Regions from separate parts of the Homo sapiens genome. Here region 2 is linked to region 1. A link is a loop called in an ENCODE intact Hi-C map of the cell type or tissue named here. Cell type or tissue: heart right ventricle. All regions are shown on one strand. Each heading gives the region's core, and the rest is flanking DNA. Links, peaks and the distances in the headings are about the cores only. Region 1 overlaps DLGAP1 (DLG associated protein 1). Region 2 overlaps DLGAP1 (DLG associated protein 1).

Evidence for each region. Hi-C counts contacts between places; a loop is a spot of excess contacts. Peaks named below come from ENCODE experiments on the same cell type or tissue, not always from the same donor. Only the 100,000 strongest peaks of a DNase experiment are listed, where the experiment ranks them.
Region 2: it touches region 1 in a loop (5-fold over the local background); 1 of 110 quality-filtered maps calls a loop at or near these places.

What each region holds. Positions count from the first base shown.
Region 1 is chr18:3,743,601-3,750,856 of GRCh38, forward strand. All of the region lies in intron 5 of DLGAP1 (DLG associated protein 1), which reads right to left. Among named protein-coding and RNA genes, the nearest start is that of DLGAP1-AS6, 94 kb to the left of the region's middle. In heart right ventricle, for the core only: no CTCF peak of the experiment used is centred there; a DNase peak (open chromatin) is centred at 4,035.
Region 2 is chr18:3,811,568-3,818,823 of GRCh38, forward strand. It overlaps DLGAP1 (DLG associated protein 1), which reads right to left. Exons shown (of 13, transcript NM_004746.4): 5 at 2,492-2,706. Among named protein-coding and RNA genes, the nearest start is that of DLGAP1-AS3, 63 kb to the right of the region's middle. In heart right ventricle, for the core only: no CTCF peak of the experiment used is centred there; no DNase peak of the experiment used is centred there.

The DNA.
Region 1 (7,256 bases), core at 2,555-5,054:
ACCTCGGCCTCCCAAAGTGCTGTGATTACAGGCGTGAGCCACCGCGCCCGGCCTTTATTTTAATTTTTGAGACAGAGTCTTGCTCTGTCGTCCAGGCTGGAGTGCAGTGGCATGATCTTGGCTCACTGCAGCCTCCGCCTCCTAGGTTCAAGCAATTCTCATGCCTCAGCCCCTGAATAGCTGAGACAACAGGTACACACCACCATGCCTGGCTAATTTTTGTACTTTTTGTAGAGATGGGGTTTTGCTATGTTGGCCAGGCTGGTCTTGAACTCCTGGCCTCAAGTGACCTGCCTGCCTCGGCCTCCCAAAGTGTTGGGATTAAAGGCATGAGCCACTGTGCCCGGCCAATGTTAGTTATTTTTAAAGTTTCTTTTCACATGGTATTAGTGCGATTTTTCTTTCTTTATTAGATTTCTTTCATTTTGGCTGTAACATTGTTCCTAATTAAATAAATTAAAGTTGATAGGGAAAAAGATGTATGCCCCCATAGCCGCTATTATTTATCATCCTAGCCAGTGAAATCAGAAAATTTTGAAAAATAAGTAATATAAACATTGTAAAGAGATAAGATTTGAGTATTTATAGATTATGTAATCAATTATCTGTAAAGTAAGAGAAAATCATCTGAAAAACCATGAGAACTTTTAAGGGAAATCCTCAAGGTAGCTAGATACAAGGTAACAATACATAAATTAACAGCTTTTCCACGTAACATCAAATAAAATTTTAATGAAAAAAATTCCCTTTAAAATTGCAAAACATAAAATACACAGAAATTACAAAAAAGAAACGCATCAAATTTTATGAAGAAAATGATAAAATTTATGGAAGGCACTAAGTAAGTGCTAAATTAATGCAAAAAACCCCCACAACAATTTTCCTGTAAAAAAACTTAAATTTTCCCTAAATTTATCTATAAATTTAACGTAATTGCGACAAAAATCTCCATGTCAATTTTACCTTTTTTCTCTTTTTGAGATGGAGTCTCACTCTGTCGCCCAGGTGGAGTGTAGCTCACTGCAACCTTCACCTCCTGGGTTCAAGTGATTCTCCTGCCTTAGCCTCCCGAGTAGCCGGAATGACACACGCACGCCACCGCGGCCGGCTAATTTTTGTATTTTTAGTAGAGATGGGGTTTCACCATGTTGGCCCGGCTGGTCTCAGACTCCTGACCTCAAGTGATCTGCCCACCTTGGCCTCCCAAAGTGTTGGGATTACAGGCATAAGCCACTGCCCCATAAATCTCCATAGAAATTTTATTCAAATGTAACAAACTCATTTTAAAGTTTATATAAGATTCAGAGCAGCATTATTCATAACAGACAAAAGGTGGAAGCAACCCAAATGTCTAACTCTGAGTAGATGAAATGTGGTAAATGAACTATTTGACTAAAAAAAGGAATGAAGTATTGATACATGCTATAATATAGATGAACTTTGAGAACATCATGCTAACTGAAAGAAGCCTCATATTACAAAAGACCACATATTACATGATTCTACTTACATGAAATGTCCAGAATAGGCAAATCGCTAAAGATAGAAAGTAGGTGAGTGGTTGACTAGAGCTGGGCGGGGAAAGCATAGGAAGATGGTGGCATTAGGAAGTGATATCTGAAGGGTATGGAGTTTCTCTTTGCAGTGATAAAACAGTTCTAAAATTAGTTATAGTGTTGGTTGCACAACTCTGAATATATGAAAATCATTAAATTGTACACTTGAAAATGGTGAATTATATGTTATGTGTATTATATTTCCACAAAACCGTTGTAAAAAATTACGTGAGTCCTCAAAATAATCAGATTTCCTTACGGAGTTTAGAGGGTAGACTAAACTGGGCAATACTAGAGAAAGAAGGCCAGTTAAGGTGGTTGCAATGTTGCTATAATCTAAACAAGGGAAAAGGGCTCAGTTAAGTATTAGTGGTAGTAGAGAGGAAGAGATAGATTTGAGAATCCACACGAAAATTAAATGTGGTTGATGAGTAAGGAGGTCTAAAGGTTCTAAGAACAGCCAGAAAATAAAAATAAATAAAAAACAAGGGGAGGAATGCCCTTTATCTGATCTCAGCTATATTTTATTTTTTATTTTTATTTATTTTTTTGAGATGGAGTCTTGCTTTATTGCCCAGGCTGGAGTGCAGTAGTGCGATCTCAGCTCACTGCAATCTCTGCCTCCTGGGTTCAAGCGATTCTCCTGCTTCAGCCTCCAGAGCAGCTGGGATTACAGGAACATGCCATCAAGCCCAGCTAATTTTTGTATTTTTGTAGAGAAGGGGTTACACCATGTTGGCCAGGCTGGTCTTGAACTCCTGACCTCAAGGGATCTGCCCACCTTGGCCTCCCCAAGTGCTGGGATTACAGGAGTGTGCCACCATGCCCGGCCTCAGCTATACTTTATAGCTGCAATGATGAAAATGGGTCATGTTAGTAAAGGAACTGACAAAGCAGTAGAATGAAATAAGGACTCCAGAAACAGAACTAAGTATGTGTTTGAATATAATATATTGCAAACGTGGCAGTTGGAATAGGCAAGGAAAAGATCAAGTATTTAATAATGGAGTTAGACCTTTTTTGCCTCCACTTGGGGAAAAATGAATTCCTACTAAGCATATAGATGAAAAATAATATTTTAAAAACTTAAAGTTCTCCAATACAATATAGATTATATTTTATAATCTCAATTTCTATACTTAAACAATTTAAAGAGAAATTTATCAATGTTTTATGAATAAAAAAACCTATAAAGCCTTATGGAAGGCAATAAAGAAGGCCTAAAGAAATGCAAAGGAATATGGTAGAGAAAGACTTTAGAAGCATCGTGGTAAACTTAGATGCCATAAAGAGAAAGGTTAATGAATGGAAGTACATGAAAATTTAAAACTTTTGTTCAGCCAAAGATCCTGTCAACAATGTTAAGAAAAATAGTCATTGTGTATAAGAACATATTTGCAACACTAAGCAGCAAAAAGGGTTCACATGCATAATATTTAAATTATGAATAAAAATAATGAAACCAACACAATAAAAAATGGTCAAAGCCTATAAAGAGGGAATCATAAGAAAATAAATATATAAATTCACAGGAAAGTAACTTTATATATCACCAAGCATATGACAAAATGCTCGATCTCACTAGTAATTAGAGAAATGTGGATTTTAAAAAACATACATTTACACATTACATTCATGTACATCCATCTTGATGTCCTCAAATTGTAAAGATATTCCCTATATTCTAAGTGTCCTCTTAGTAGCATTGTGTACGATTGCATCTATTCTTAAAGCTTGTATGGAATTACTTAATATATAACAGCCAAAAACTATTCTTAATAATACTAAACCCTGAGAATGTGATAAGCAACCACTTTTTGCAGCTGCACTGAGGGAGAAACCAAATTAAGACAGATCTAGAATATAACATCGAAAGTAAATCTCTTATTGCATTTTACTGTTACAAAAGATAAACTAGGCTGGGTGCAGTGTGGCTCACACCTGTAATCCTAGCACTTTGGGAGGTCTACGTGGAAGGAACTCTTGAGCCCAGACCAGCCTGGGCTACATAGTGAGGCCCTGTCTGTATTTTTTAATATAAAAAAGTAAAAGAAAAAAATTGTTCTAGAAATGTGCCCTATGGATCCTTCAAGTAGTGGTCAAACATGAAAATAGTTTGCCAGGTCAAGGTAATATTTTCCATGTGTTACGTGCTATTATGGTGATTCCAGCTGCATCGCTTTATAATACCAATGCCAAAAATTTCAACCAACAAACAAACTGAAAAATTCGTTTTCCTTTTAAGATCTTTTTTAGAAAAAGAGAATCGTAGCTGGAAGCATTTATAACCTAAAGTTCACTTCTCTTTAGAACTTGCGCATTAGATGACAAATGTGTTTCTTTGACTATTTTGCAACCTGACCCAGAGCAATGATATTGCCAACATAAATGATGATGCCATTCCAAATGTTATCAGGGCAGTGACGGGAGTGGCTGTTTCATAAATGGTGTATATTCAAAGAAGAAGTGAAAGTCCGGCGTTTTGAAAAATGAGCGTCTGCTGGCTGAATGGGGAAATGAGGCATCATTGCAACAATCATTCACTCTGGCCACTCGTTATGAAATAAGGCACAATTCCCAAATTTCAAAGTGAAACATCATTCAGAAGGAATTGAATAGTTCTTCTCTGGTGAGTCATTCCTGATAAAACAATGCATACATTAATAACACACAAAATATAAGGAAATGAACTGTTTTATCTTGCCCACTTATAGAACAGAGCCCTCCGCTATCAATATAAAGGTTACTATATGCCCATGTGCTCCGGATGCAGAAACGCTCATTAAATAAACACCAAAATAGTGCATCGATGACTTTGTCTTTACCTCAAAAGAAAGTTGATCTGCTCAGAAGAAAGACAGTGTGCATATTCAGAAACATTAACTCTCTCATGTTACGTTAATTATTTCCAATGTTGGTCTAACGAAATGGCACTCTTCTTTTTCCATCCTTCTCCCTAAATTACTTATGCTAAGTTAACTTTTCCTAGCTTATCAGAACTAAAGGGAGATTTTGATTTTTTGGGCTGGGAGGTCCCATTCATTATCATGACTTTAAAGTACAACCAATAATGGGAAGTTCTTAGGTGACAGTGAGCCAACCACACAAACAAGCTTGACCCTTTGTATCCGGAAGGCTGCCATTGCGAAGAAGAGCGTGTACAGTAATCATCAGACCACAAAGTTTTAAACCAGTGTCTCAAAAGACAAAATGACTAACTTTGCAACATATTACTGGAAATAACTTCAGATGGCTGGGATGCTTTTTCCCCCAAAGAAGGAAATGCTTCCAGGTTATGGAGTCTAATGGGAGAATCTTTGGAGGTGATGGACCATCTTATGGAGCCATCTGCACCCTAAGTTTTGTTCATTTTCACGTTGTCTTCTCTCTGACTTACAAAAGTATTGGAATGTAAGGCTCTTCCATGGGACCCAGAGGAAACATTTTATGGCCTCAGGAGGTTAATCTAACTTCATTGTATTTCAAAAATGAACGTATTTGGCCTTGGTCATGACACTTTTATCAAATCATACTCATAAACATTAATGGCTTAAACTGAGAGGCTTTGATCCCTTGGGCTTTGGTGTGGACAATGGTACTTAGTAGGTGACAGTTCTCTGTTGAACTAGTTTCAGGGAATCAAACACAGGGCATTTTAGTAGTCAATCTGCTTTGGTAAAACGAAGCCTTTCTTTTCAGTAACCTTACCTATAATGGCTTTATAATCCGTATAGAAATGTAACTTTCATTAAAGTTGTTTACTTTTGTAGTTGCCTCTTGAGTTATTTCTACTTTATAATAATACCTGACATTTGTTACCATTTATCCAATGCCTGGCTACTGTTAGATAAAGAAATCATGACTTTGAGAGATCACATAGTGTTGAAGGTAATTCCAATGGAAACTTGGCCTTTTAACTTCCACATTCCTATTCTGTCTTCTCCTTCTCCTTCTCCTCCTCCTCCTCTTCCTCCTCCTCCTTCTTCTTCTTCTTTTTTTTTTTTTTTTTTTTTGACAGAGTCTCACTCTGTTGCCCAGGCTGGAGTGCAGTGGTGCAATCTCAGCTCACTGCAACCTCTGCTTCCTGGGTTAAAGTGATTCTCCGCCTCAGCCTCCCAAGTAGCTGGGATTACAGGCGGATGCCACCACACCCAGCTAATTTTTTTTGTATTTCTAGTAGAGAGGGGGGTTTCACCATTTTGGTCAGGCTGATCTTGAACTCATGACCTCAAGTGATCTGCCTGCCTTGGCCTCCCAAAGTGCTGGGATTACAGGGGTGAGCCACTGCGCCCGGCCAACATCTCCTTCTATTTCTTGGGGAATCCAGCCTGGATTCTCATTTGGGTTCCTCTTCCTCTAACTTGCCCTTACATGCTTTTATTCCCTAATACTTTATAATTGTTTATATTCTGTTTTTATTGTACATTCTGTTTATGGACAATCTCATCTCCTCAATGGCTTCTACTACCAACCTTATGCTAATCACTCCCAAATCTATTTGTAGTCTAGAGATCTCTTGAACTTCAAAACTGAAGTTTTAAGTAACTACTGTACATTTCTATCCAGATGTTCCACAAGTACCAAAAAATTGTCATGAACCCCAAATGAACACATACCTTTCTCCTCAAATTTTCTTATTTTTTTAATCCACATTGAGATGAATGGCACTGAAATCTACCCAGTCAACCAAACTAGAAATCCAGAAATTTATCCTGTCTCTTTTTCTTAACTGTCCAAATCCAGCTGATAATCATATTTTCTTGTTTCTACTTCCTATATACATTTAAATATGGTTTCTTCTCTCTCTTTCCTTGTTTCCAACTTTTTGGATTTGGGGTTACATGTGCAGGTTTGCTACATGAATATATTGTGTGTGATACTGAGGTTTTGGGGTATGAGTGATCTCATCACCCAGGTAGTGAGCACCACAGTACCCAACAGTTAGTCTTTCGACCCTTGTCCCCTCCCTCCATCCCCTCTCTAGTAGTCCCCAGAGTCTGTTGTTGCCATCTTCATGTCTGCGTGTACCCACTGTTTAGCTCCCATTTATAAGTGACAACATGTGGCATTTGGTTTTTGTTTCCTGCGTTAATTTGCTTCAGATGATGGCTTCCAGCTGCATCCATGTTGCTGTGAAGGACATGATTTCATTGTTATGGCTGTGTAGTATTCCATGGTGTGTATGCACCATATTTCTTTATCCAGCCCACTGCTGATAGGCACCTAGATTGATTCCATGTCTTTGCTATTGTGAACAGTGCTGCAATAAACATACACGTGCATGTGTCCTTTTGGTAGAAGGATTTATTTTCCTTTGGATATCTACCTGGTAGTGGGATTGCTGGGTCGAATGGTAGTTCCATATTCAGTTCTTGCCTCTCTCTCCTTCAGCACTTCTTGGTCTACTGCTTCCTCAGTCCAGGCTTCACCTTGGTTCTCCTAACCATGCTCCTATCATGAGTCCTGTATCCTTGAATGTATCTCTCTTGTCCTGCTAGTTACTTCGACACTCTCTTACGGAGGCTCCTTGGGTGAATCCTCTTAACCACAGGAGAAACTCTAAACTCTTTACCTGATTTTCCAGTCTCCTCGTTTGCTGTTTCCCCACGTGATCACGCATGCCCTCGCAAGTTTCATCTTTGCACACACTGTTTCTATGGCCTGGAATGCTCTCCTTCCTCTGCTTTCCACCCACCAAAC
Region 2 (7,256 bases), core at 2,086-4,585, 67 kb after region 1:
GGAGGGATGAAATAGCAGTCACTAACTCATACCCAGTTCAACAACTTCACCGTCTGAAGGAGCTGACCCTCTACCATCAGCCTAGCTGTCATCTGCATGTTTGCCTCTTTCTGCTCTGAAAACTTCTGAGCAGTAAAAGAAATATATGGTGGTCACAAAAATACGGTCCAGGACGTTGGAGGAGGGTCATATTGTGAAGAAGGCAAATGAGAAAGAAAGAGTTTCAATGACTTCAGAGTGATCCTCCACATCCTGAAGCTATGAGAGTAGCCCAGGGCACAATTGTGACATTGATTTCAGCCCCTACCCTCTAGCCCTGTCCTCAGTCTCCTCAGAGCACTCTTCTCATCTTCCTCATGGCTCTACATCTTTCTGTTCTCCTCTTACCTGGGTATTGCTGTGGACAAGAGCAATTCCTCTATCTTATCACCCAAGACCCAAAGTGTCACTCAGTGAATGTGACCAATGCATCTTGATGACAACCTAACGGGATACTTAGGAGGTGGAAAGGACTCTGGAGGTTGCCGGTTTAAGTGACTTTCTTGCCCATTGCAATCCTTTTCTTGCATCTTCTGGAAGATGTTAACCCTATGGCCATGACTACCTAACATTGTGTCTAGTGGAGAGATATTTTAAGGTCCATAGAAGAATTTTTTTTTCAGAAGGGTCCTTGGCCTCCCTCATTTCATGTCACCTTGGTCCACTGCCTTTCTTACAAATCCAGTTCTTCTAATTTAATTTTCTGAGCTTCTGCTAGGCGCGCCAAAGTGCAATGAAGACTTGTTTCTGTTTTTTATTTCCACGAATTTTTTTTTTTTTTTACCTTGTGTGGCAATGTTTTGGGTCCAATTCTGTTCTCCAAATAGATATATTGAAGTCCTAACTCCTACTATCGGTGAATGTGACCTTATCTGGAAATAGAGTCTTTGTAGATCTAATCAAGCCACCAAGTTTGTGGTAGTTTGTTCTGATGATTCTTGAAAAGTAACACATGTAGTAATAAAGGCAAAGAGGAAGGGCAACTGGAAGCCAAAGAAAGAAGGAAGAGGTTTTTTTCTTGGCTTAATTTACTGATGCACTGGTATTAATTTTTGATTAAAATGATCCAGAATTGTTCCACATGAACCCTTGAAAAATAATTCATGGGAGGCCGTCTCTGTCCGGATCTTTAAAATACAACATACTCTGCTATTTAAATAAATTCCCATCGCACAATAGTCAGCTGTTTTTCAGTGCTCTTGATTAACAATTGGGTTTGTTTTCCTTAACTCGACTGCTTTGATTTTTTGTTTTATTTTGCCTTTTAATATTTTATTTAGTAACATAAATGCATGAATAGTAATGTTCATTTCATCAAAATATGGAATCAAAGGCACTTAAAAATACGAATTATCCGTAATATATTTTTCAGGTCCAAATGGAATTCTATCTATTTCTACATTCCAAGACTCTAAAGAATTTACTCTCTATAAACAGCATTTAGAATGAAATCAGGTCTTGCTTAAAATAATCAATCTCAGTGGTTTCCTGCGTAGCGCTATTCTTTGTTTACAAACAGCACAAATACAGTTAAGGACTACAGTCATATGCTGCACAACGACATTTCAGTTAATGATGCATATAATATGGTTGTCCCATAAGATTATAATACTGTGTTTTTACTGTATTTTTCTATGTTTGGATATATTTACATAAACAAATACTTACCATTGTGTGAGAGTCGCCCACAGCATTCAGTACAGTAATTTGCTGTATAGGTTTGCAACTTAGGAGCAATAGGCCACTCCATATAGCCTAAGTGTGTAATAGGCTAGACCATCTAAGTTTTTGTAAGTGTACTCTATGATGTGTGCACAGTGAAATCGCTTAATGATGCATTTCTCAGAATGTAGCTCCGTCCTTAAATGATGTATGACTATATTTATATTTGCAAAACAAAACCTTTTTAAGGCCTTCAATTGTAATACATATCGAGTGCCCAAATTTAAAAATGTATGTCAAGAACCTTCACATATCCAATTTTAAAGCACGGTCACACTCTATAAGCTTCTCTAAGACAATCTCTTCTATTATGTTACTCAATTATCTGAAAAATTCAAGAGTCTTAAGAAAAAGTTCTTGTGTGTACTTCGTGCCTGAGCAAACGTTCAAGAATTGGGATACATGTATATTCTCATTGACCAGAAATTTCAATCCTTTTCAGAAGCCATTCTGGATTCTTTTAAATCCAGAATGGCTTCTGAAAAGATGGGATTTCTTCTGCTTCTTAGAGATGAGGGGTTCAGCTTATGATCAATGCAGAACACATCTGTTGCCTCTCTCTACAAAGGGACTGGGGTACGGACGTCAGATCTAAAGTCACAATCAATGTACTGCACTGCTCCACCTGTAGGATGTTTCTGCCCCACTTACTCTAGGAGACACACCATCTGAGCCTCGGTGATAATACAAGCACCTGGACTATCGCAAGTGCAGGGTTAGGACTACTCACTTGAGTGTGGTGAGTTCTGTAAGGGATGGCTGAGTAGCCTTGAGATAGCTTTCTCTCCGCGCAGCAACTTTTGGAGAAGGCTTAGGACTCGTGTCTGAGTCTCCACTGTCTTCATCCCCCATGGCCTTGATATAACTGCCACTCCGCATTCTTCGGCATGGAATTTCATCATCTTTACCTCGTGGGGTGTACCCTGTCCATTCATCTTGTGGAACCTATTCAGATAGAAAACAGATAAATCACTTTTTATAAAAGCCTACCTTTTTCTTTTCTTTTTCTTTTTTTTTAGATTTAACATTTCTATTTTTTTTTTTTTTTTTTGAGATGGGGTCTTGCTTTGTCGCCCAGACTGGAGTGCAGTGGTGCAATCTTGGCTCACTGCAAGCTCTGCTTCCTGGGTTCATGCCGTTCTCCTGCCTCAGCCTCCTGAGTAGCTGGGACTACAGGCACCTGCCACCACGCCTGGCTAATTATTTGTATTTTCAGTAGAGACGGGGTTTCACCGTGTTAGCCAGGATGGTCTTAATCTCCTGACCTCGTGATCTGCCCGCCTCGGCCTCCCAAAGTGCTGGGATTACAGGCTAACATTTCTAATTTTTATGAGTACGTAGTAAGTGTATATATTTATAGAGTACATGAGCTATTTTGATACAAGCATACGATGTGTAATAATCACATCAGGGTAAATGGGGTATCCATCACCTCAAGCATTTGTCATTTCTTTGTGTTACAAACATTCCAATTATCGTCTTAGTTATTTAAAAATGTATAAATAAGACCAAGTATTTTCTTTTTTTGGTATGGTGCTGGATATTGGTAATATAATTATCTGAAACTTTAGACATTAACCTTTCAATAACAATATTTTATTGTAATAGGCTCATAAATATTTTGAATATGTACAAATCCACGTCTCTCAGTCTTTAACATGACTCATGTAGTAGGAAAAATTAAAACCATTGGCTTTGAATCATTTGTACATCTCAGTTTTCTCATGCTGATAATAGTTGAGTCAGGCATAAGAATGCCATTTGAAAGGAGAGCAATTTTATTTGAGCTTTTCAGTGATTTGTTTTCAATTGCCATTTAAGATTCGGGAATGTTTACTGATTGATCTATGCCTTCCTTGAACCTTTCGACTTTACCATCTCATATCCAGTCTGTCTTCTTCCTAAACCAGTGGTCTCTACCAGCTGCATTTACTCCCCAGTCACTTATTCTTTCTGAATCTTTCTTAATTTGGATTCAGCTTCCTTAGATCTGCTTAAAGCACTCTCTAAAGGTTTCCAATGATCTCCTAATGGAAGATAATGGCATTTTCTTGCTTTTATTTTTTCTTGGCCTCTGCACACCCGTGCACACACATACACACAAATAACACCTCTTTGCAAGTTTCTCCCCTTTTGGCCTTCTGATTGCTTGACTTACCTGGTGTAGCTACTACTTGTCTGAATTGTTCCTTTCCTTTTGCTTTGCTGGATCCTACTCTAAGTCCCTAACTGTGGATACCACAACAAAATCATATTGTCAGTGCACTGCTCTTCTTTTTTCTTTCCACAGTCATTTTTTCTGAGTTCAGCAGAGCACTGCACTACGTTTTAGAAGCCATCTTCATGACTTTCTCTTCAGTTCCTCTTAGATTTTCCACTTCAACATGAACTCAACCTAGATCTCATTCCTTCTTCATTTTTCATGACGTGAAAAAAAATGCATAATAACCACTCTTTTTATTCATTAAGAAGTAACATAGCAAACATACTATAGTGGACAGAGCACTGCACAAGGCTTAAGTAAAAGAGACCAAAAAACGGGGAGGCTGGTTCTTGCCCTCAACATATTTATAACAGAGACGAGAAGAGAAACGAGAGTTAGCAGTAATGGTGATGGGAAAGGAGGATCCAGGAAAGGCTCCCTGGAATTGGCCAGGTTTGCAATGAGAAAATAAAAAGGCTTTTAATATTTTGATGTTAACTATTTACTGCTTATCCATTAAAATAACATGGTACTTCATTATTAACATTTAACTGTGCTAAAAAAAAATTGCCTATAAGATCTCATTTCATCAATACAACAACCTGTGCATATTTTTCTGTTTTTCTCAGGTGAGAAGCAGGAGGTCAGAGAAGGTGAGTAACTTGCCAAAGGACACACAGCTAAAACGGCAGCACTAGGGTTCGAGGTGTTTAACTCCTAAGATCAAAATTATATTAATCAAAATTTTATGATTTATGTCACTTTGAAACCTAAAGTGTTAAGAAAATTGTCCACAATAGCACACACACATATCAGACACAGATTTCTAAATATTATAGGTTCTAAGGAAGTGAGAATAGATGTTCTACTAAAAGAGCATAATTCTTTCCTTTTTAATTGTTAATTCACCTGTATAACTGGAAAGTTTAGATCTAAGAACTTCAGATTGAAGAGATGCTACTATTCATGGTCTTGAAAACAGTGGTTTGTAGGTTCTAATTCTGAAAAGTACTAACCAAGATGAAGCATCACCCTGCAGCATGTTCATTTTATTTAATAAATTCTTATATTGTGCTCCTGTGTGCAGGCACTGTTCTAAGTGCTTTTTAAATGTCAGCTCATTTGATCCACACAGCGGAGGGGTGGTATTATTATTATTCCCATTTTACAAATGAGGACACTAAAGTTATGTAGCTCACTCAGAGTTACAGCTAAGAAGGGGCTGAGTTTCAATGAGGCAGTTCCTAGGGCCATATCTTGACCACTGTTTAATGCTCCTTGTCTTTCTAGGCTGTGCTTTGTGGCACCTGCAGAACTGAGCAATTATAGTCCCGGACACCTTTGTGCTCATCACATTTGATACACTTGTCATTTATTAATTATGCTAGTAACAATGTAATGTTTTTACTTTTGTAGGTAAAAGCATCAAAATCACCACAGCAACAAAGATTTCTCAGGAAATTATAAATGCTGAGAACAGTCTTGTTTTCCTTGCATTGGCAGGTGACTCACTGCATAGATATGATCATCTTCAGAGCCTCATTATAGGTTTAGCAATTACATTTTAAAAATTAACTTGGTACAGCTGAGGGTCATAGATGACGCACACCACACTTGCTATTTCTCAATCCTGATGTGAAGTTCATAAGCATTGCTCTCTGGAGTATGTCAGAGACTAATGACAAACTGATTAGCTCATATGGCTTATGCAACAAAACATGGCAAATTTTGTTCAGATATTTTTTTCAAAGTTAGTTTATGGTAGAAATTTGGGCTCATACTAGAAACAGTCTGTAACTGTTGTTTAGGGAACCAGCTGAGAAGTATTTAACCTGTGTATCTTTCAATTAATCTTACTTTTCAAATGATAGCAGCTAAGAAGTTATGTGGAAGTGACTTCCATTGGAGTGGAATTTGAATAGTAATACATTATTTATATACCTAAAGGTAGCATACAACAAGATTACACATAAAATAATACAGTAATCCGTTCTAGGGAAAGTGTAAAGACAGAAAATCGAGACCTTGGAGAAGAAAAACACAACTGCTGAACTGTAAGGGCCATTAACATCGATATAATCGAGTCAGTTTTTAGTTTTTGTTTCTTAAACCCTAAAGCAAAAGGGAGACATTGCTTAGGTAGATAGTTTTAGAAGAAAGCATATAAAGTGATAAGCATACCAGGCCCAAAGAGTGAAATGTTACTGCCTTTTGATTGTAAAGAAAGGGAGAATTACATGGCTGCAGCTGCTATTGTGAGCTGGGCAGAGGTTGCTGTGTCTTTCCATTTCAGCTGCACAGAGAGAAAAGATTTAGGAAAATCCAAAGAAAAAGATAACCTTGCAGCTGTCTCTGAAAAGCCTGCGTTATTACTGTGGTGGCAGTTTCAGGAGCTGGAAGTCTTGGTAGAAGGAAAGCTGGAGCAGAGACAAAGAGTGCAGGTCCTCATTGATTTCAGGCTGGTGGGATGCCCTGCTTGTGTGCACCAGCTTAGGAGGGGGTTGGACTCAACAAACATAAACAAATAATAATAAAAGCAAACTAATACAGGTTAGATTTTATAGTAGTTATGGATGAGAAAAAAGGATTAATTGCTTTTTAATTATTATGTTTAAGCATTAGCACTCCAACAGAGATCTTAATTTTTGATGAAACAAAATGAGGATTAGTGTGCATTGTCTATTTCAGTGGTAGCCCGTCTATAACTGAAACCATATGTTATCATTCAGAAAACTGGAAGACCTGCCCTTGACTAAGAAATGGCCATAATCAAGTGCTAACATCCTCTAATTACAGGATAGGGATGTAGGGATGGTTTTTTTTTTTTTTTTTTTTTTTTTTTTTTTGAGACAGGGTCTTGCTCTGTTGCCTGAGCTGGAGTGCAGTGGCGTGATCTTAGCTCACTGCAACCTCCACCTCCCAGGTTCAAGCGATTCTCTTGCCTCAGCTTCTTGAGTAGCTAGAATTATAGGCCTGTGCCACCATGCCCAGCTACTTTTTGTATTGCTAGTAGAGACAGGATTTTGCCATGTTGGCCAGGCTGCTCTTGAACATATTGAAAGAACTATTTCAATACCTTTTTTTTTTTGAGGTGGTGTCTCGCTCTGTCACCAAGACTGGAGTGCAGTGGCACGATCTTAGCTCACTGCAACCCCTGCCTCCTGGGTTCAAGAGATTCTCCTGCCTCCCTAGTAGATGGGACTACAGATGCCCGCCACCATGCCTGGCTAATTTTTGTATTTTTAGTAGGATTGGGGTTTTGCCATGTTGGCCAGGCTGGTCTCAAACTCCT